Regions from separate parts of the Mus musculus genome. Here region 2 is linked to region 1. A link is a loop called in an ENCODE intact Hi-C map of the cell type or tissue named here. Cell type or tissue: heart. All regions are shown on one strand. Each heading gives the region's core, and the rest is flanking DNA. Links, peaks and the distances in the headings are about the cores only.

What was found. Hi-C counts contacts between places; a loop is a spot of excess contacts. Peaks named below come from ENCODE experiments on the same cell type or tissue, not always from the same donor. Only the 100,000 strongest peaks of a DNase experiment are listed, where the experiment ranks them.
Region 2: a loop joins it to region 1, with 4 times the contacts of the local background. A loop is called at or near these places in 2 of 42 quality-filtered maps.

What each region holds. Positions count from the first base shown.
Region 1 is chr1:107,910,849-107,913,775 of GRCm38, reverse strand. No RefSeq gene overlaps it. Among named protein-coding and RNA genes, the nearest start is that of D830032E09Rik, 4.9 kb to the left of the region's middle. In heart, for the core only: no CTCF peak of the experiment used is centred there; no DNase peak of the experiment used is centred there.
Region 2 is chr1:107,766,055-107,768,981 of GRCm38, reverse strand. No RefSeq gene overlaps it. Among named protein-coding and RNA genes, the nearest start is that of Gm24267, 11 kb to the right of the region's middle. In heart, for the core only: no CTCF peak of the experiment used is centred there; no DNase peak of the experiment used is centred there.

The DNA of each region.
Region 1 (2,927 bases), core at 137-2,636:
GAAATTCAATACCTTAATACCATGATTAAGAAAACTTTTGATTTTAAAATAATAACTTAAAAGAAAGCAAGGCTACATATCTGTATGCTCTTAAACTATATGAGCACCAAGAGCCAGCTCTTGCACTTTCTCTTTGAAATCAGACTTTTTTTCCAATTAATTTTTTAAAATTTTATTTACATCCTGAATGTTACCCCCTTCTCTTCCTTTCTGAGAGAGTACTCCCCTAGCCCCAACCCCCTTATTCCCTACCCCTGGGCATTCCTCTTCTCCAAGGTGTCCAGTCAAGTCTCTACAGGATTAGGCACATTTTTTCCCACTGTGGCTAAACAAGGCCCATCCTCTGTTATACATATAGCAGGGGCCTCAGAACAACCCTGTTTGTGGCTTAGTCTCTGAGAGCTCCCAGGAGTCCAGGTTAGTTGACACTATTGGTCTTCTTATGGGGTTGCCATCCCTTTCAGCTCCTTCAATCCTCCTAACCTTCTACAGGGGTTCCTGACCTCAGTCCAATGGTTGCCTGTTAAGTATCTGCATTTGTCTCAGTCAGCTATTGGTAGAACCTCTCAGAGGGCAGCTATGCTACAAGCACAACATAGTGTCTGTAAGTGTCAGGGTTTTGTTCCTGCCCAAGTTAGGATCACTGGTTGGCAGAACAAAATAATCACTGTAGGAAGAGGGAAGGAGGAAGTTGGGTGGGAGAGACAGGGGTGGGGGTGGGTGGTGGGGGTGGGCAAGGATCAGGTATCAGGGGTGAAAAGAAAGAATCCCAGATGGCCAGGAGAATGAATGAAAATGTGCAGCTGCCTGGGTTAGGGGTGGGAGTGGGGGTGGGGTCTAGAAAGTCCCAGAACTTGGAATGTGAAAGGATTCCAAGACCTCTTTCACTAAGGGATGACCTAAAGTGGAGGGATGGAGTCACCAACACATCTTCAAATTTTTTTAACCCACAATTGTTACTATGTAAAAGAAATGCAGGGACAAAATTAAGTCGGACTTCTTGAAAGAGTAGTGTCACCTTCTGGCTTTGTATCCTCTCCTGCTACTTGTCCTTTGTCATTCCCATCTCAGAGGCTATCACTCTTCTGTGAGTGAACTGTCAAATGTGAAGGATAGTTTTCTCAATCATAATATGTCCACGTTACTAATGGTTTAGCTGGTCATATTGATGAAGAATACATGGAAGTTCATAGAAACAAGCAATGGTAATAGGTATATTCCAGAATTCATTATGGTAATCAAATAAGCTTAGTCCTCAGTTAGACAATGAGGCAATGGCGTGGGTCAAGCTGCTTTCTATCAGTGCTTCACCTCAACTGTACTTTATCAATATTAGAAACAAGCAGCTTACCTGTCAGAAGAAGAGAATGATCCACTGTTACTGGAAACAAGACGAGACTCAATTTCAAATCTGGGGTATTAAGATGTCTTTCTCTACCTATACAAATATCACCTTTACAAAATTAATCTCCTTTTCAAACTGCATCCACAGCTCTACTCTTAAATACTCAGTGCTTCATAGGATTGCCCTATGTGTCTCCTATATACAATACCTAAATTTGTTTCTTAACAATCACAGGATTATATCATTTCCTCGCTTTTCATACAGTATAGACAAACAGCTCAACACATTTTATCCTCTGTACAATACATTCCTTGCTGAGCTCTGCAGTCCTATATTTTACAGCTCCCATTTTCTTTTTATTTCTGCTTCCTCACTACTGTGGGACTATTTTTGTTTTTATGTTTGTCACCCTAGGATTCAAGGCACACCTAGTCACCAAATCTAACCCCCAGACTTGCTTTATTTTACTTTTTCTAGTGTAGCATAGGAATTCTTCAATTTCTTTTCACCAATGGTTTTCATATTTCCTACTCTGGTAAATTCCTCAGTACCCTTTGTCTTTTCAGTTTATCTTCCCTCTTCATTTGTTTTACCCTCTCCTCTTTTGATAAGCTTTAGTGTTACACTGCCAAACTGACTTTAACAAGCATAGCATTTAGTTATATGATCAAAATTAACTTTCTTATAAAGTCAGTATATTTGCTATGAAATATATGAACAATTGAGGAAAATATGTATAAATAGTTTTATTGCTCAAATATAGTGATAAAAATAAAAATAAATCTTGATATACAAACATGCTATCCTCATACACATGGCATGTGTTTATATATCAGGGATAAACATAGATTCTCCAACATTCCCAGTCTCCCTTAATTATGTGAGGGCATATTAATATTTATATATGTCACTTCTAGTTTGAAGAAAAGATGCAGTGTAAGAACCTCAAAGTGTCATTTGTTGATGGAAAAGTTTTTATCAGCCTAGATCAATGAGTATCCATGTGAAGCACAGTTGTTTCACATCCCCCCCATGTGTGTGTGTGTGTGTGTGTGTGTTTGTTTGTCTGTCTGTCTGTCTGTCTGTCTCTGTCTTTCTTTCTCTGACTCACATTGGTATACGGAACTAGAATTCATTTAGTAAGACATTTAGTTTGGGGGATAAACTTTTAATACATGTCAGAATAAAGATAGCAGTTTACCCATAAAATTAGATCTACTTCAAGAAACTTAAAGAAGAAGGGTGAATGAAACTCAAGTCTAGATATATCCTGGGAAAGGGATGTGGATTTAATATTCCAAAATAAATCACTGTACTCTCATCATTATTAATAAAACTGAAAAAACCTTATATCAAGAAATACATTAGAATATTTAATAAAACTGTAATGTTTATTTTTTATTAAAATAAACAAATAACCAACAACAAAAATGCCCAATGTTTTAGTAGATAGGATGAAAAAGGAACCTACTAACCCGATAAAGAGCATTGAAAGTGTTCTCTAGTATACTTAATAGTGCTTAATAGTGCTTAGAGTACTTAAAGATCAAAGCATCACATCAAAGACTAGGAACGAGGTATG
Region 2 (2,927 bases), core at 161-2,660, 140 kb after region 1:
GGGCTATGTATTGGCAATATGGCTTGCTTAATTTTTTATTACTGATTTATTTGATACTTAGTTTACAACAAGTTAATTTCTACCTATTCTAAATGAGTTTTCAATATTAAAAATACTCAAATTATAGTTAGGAAAAGGTTCTTAAATTTTCCATGATCAATAAGATCACATAAAAAATATAAAGTACTGGCTGATTTGTCCAGCAAAACAAGGAGGGTTTCAAGCTCCCTTAATATGTATAAGTTCCAAGGACTGGTGTACTAAAATCCAGTAGTGCTGACATCTCTGTCCTGAGAATTTCATCAGGCTTTCTCTAGGAGCCTTTTCACGAGGCAAGATTGCAAATATGACATTGTTTCCATTCCTCACCAAGCACTATTTTGTTTCAAATTATGAGAACAAACAAATTGTGTTATTTAAAGGAACTTAGAGTTAGCCTTGCTTAGAGGCTTGGAAGGAGTCCTCAATGGAGATCTGCTTCCTTGATTGTCAAGAGATTGAAAATCGAGTCATTTGCTAAAAAGGATTTCAGAATGTTGACTTGGAAATTTAATTTTTGGTAGGTAGAGTGCATGCACGAGAGAATGTGTGGTAGCTGTTAAGGGCAATTCCACTAAAAGACACTGGTTCCTGGGAAGGCCAATTATGAAGAGTTGCCTGTGGCACCACTCAGTGCTTTTGCTTGGGAGGTGACAGCTTTTACTGATGCTGGCTGAAAGCCCCGGTTATTGCCAGTGCCTGGTGAATTCTCTCTGCATTTGGATAGGATCATTTATTGCAAGTTTATTCAAGTTGTTCCAGGCTCATAACCAACATTATCTTTAAAAAACAAAACAAAACAAAAAAAAAAAACAAAAAAAAAAAAACAAACAAAAAAAAAACCAAAACAATGACTAATGGCTGAGCTTTATATAGAAAGAAGACACACAGGGTAAAATGGAAGCTGACAAGCATCACAAAATTGCTGCCAGAGATGAAGCACTAAGGATACCGTGGCCAAGGCTGAGAAAATTTCCACAGAATCACCAAACCAAGTTGTGAATAAAAATAAAATCAAACGTGGGGAAAGGTGAAGGGGAAAGTGAAGCAGAAATAAAGAACCTTTGCATTTTCACATGACAAAAATCTAATTAGAGAAGAAATTGCAACCATTAGTCAGATTGTTGTGAACTGTGAAGCAACACAGGGCAACTTGAGAAAGGGCTGTCTGCAGTTCCCCTGAGCTGGGACACAGCCACATAGGGCAAGATATAAATAACTTTCCTCTAACATGTGGCTTGACTTTTGGCTGCTCATTTGTGCCCACTGACCCAAACTGGAGATTTTACAACCAACCTTGAAATGCTTTTTAAAAAGCTATTATAATTTTTTTGGTAATTTAGATTCAAAAGGTGGTAGTAGACAGACAGACAGGAGGTGGTAGTAGACAGACAGACAGTCCAGAGATTCCTGCTGAACCGCTTCTCTTTGTTTATTGGTAGGAAAGTGATGAGAGAAAAGCGCAGCTATCCTTCCTGATCCGTTTCCTATTCTCTCCTCTTACCTGAATGTTGCCATTTCCCTCCCTTGTGTAACCTGCAAGCCTCAGTGCCTCCCAGCTAATAATAGCACCCTGGCTTCTGTTATCTACTTGATCTGCAAACTGCTTCCCTGACAGCAATATTTTTCCCCCTCAGGAAAGTCCAATACAACTGACATTTGGAGAAGCAATTGGAAGAATTTCAGTAAAGGAAGCTGATATTTTCCATCCAAATCAGGAAAAAGAAAAAAAGAAAACCACTTTAGAATTAAGAAACCTCTAAGGGACCATATAAAAATTCTGTAGATAGAAAGAAAATGAATAGCTCCCATTCCCTAGCTATTTAATAGGCTGTATGGTGCTCTCATGGAAATATTTAGTAAAGATACCCATTAAGATACATATTCTTTCCAAAACAATGTATTTTTAGTTTCTATAGAGATCTATACAGATTTCTATATAAGATTTCTAACAACACCTAGGTATAAAACCAAGACTGTAGATGAGAGAGTGGAATCTCAAGGCAGACATTAGTATGATGATTAAAACAGAATTTGGTCCTCAAAAACTGTTCTTTGGAATTGTAATCCTGGGTTTGTGGTATTTAAGTGGCTTATATCCAGACTTCTAAAGTGAATCATAATGTTCTGGTAAGTTTTCCCATATGCACATATTTTGCCTTGAAAATTAAAATGTGATGCCCTTACCAGTTTAATAGTACATTTAGCAGAATTCCACAAAACAGTTGAGTCTTTCTCTCACAGTTCTGTGGGAAAATTTTCTAAAATCAAGATGTTAACAGGGCTGTCATATCCCCTTTATTGGCTGTATTGAAAGATCTTTTCTTGCTTCGTCTATCTTCTCATGGCTGCTATGATATGTGACCCTTAGCTTATGGCTGTGTCTGTCCAGCTTCCCTCTTCTCTGTGTCACAATGATAGTGTGATTGATCCCCAAATTTACATTCTATTTCTTAGCAAGACACTTATCACTGGATTCAGAGTTTGCTGAATCCAGTATGATCTTATTTCAATTTAGTAACGTGAGCTAAATAATTTATAGTCCATTTTTTTCCACAATTTTATCTTATTTACTAGTCCAAAAGTTTTGGTGAAGGCCTCAATGTGTATCTTCTCTTCAGTAAGATATTAAAACCATAATAATAAATGTAAAGAATAAATGCATTCTGGAAAGTAGCGAAACCCGGACAGATAACCATATTATGACAGCTTTGGTGAAATGAAGATAAACTCTATTTAGCTACACAGTCTCACTTAAAATGAATTTACATAAAGTATGAGTAACCATTTCACAAAGAAAGAACTCAAGAAGAAAAACAGGACTGTATGAAAGGTATGCAGAAAGGTCGGACTCCATGCTGGGCTGCTGAATTTTCCTAGCATTTCTT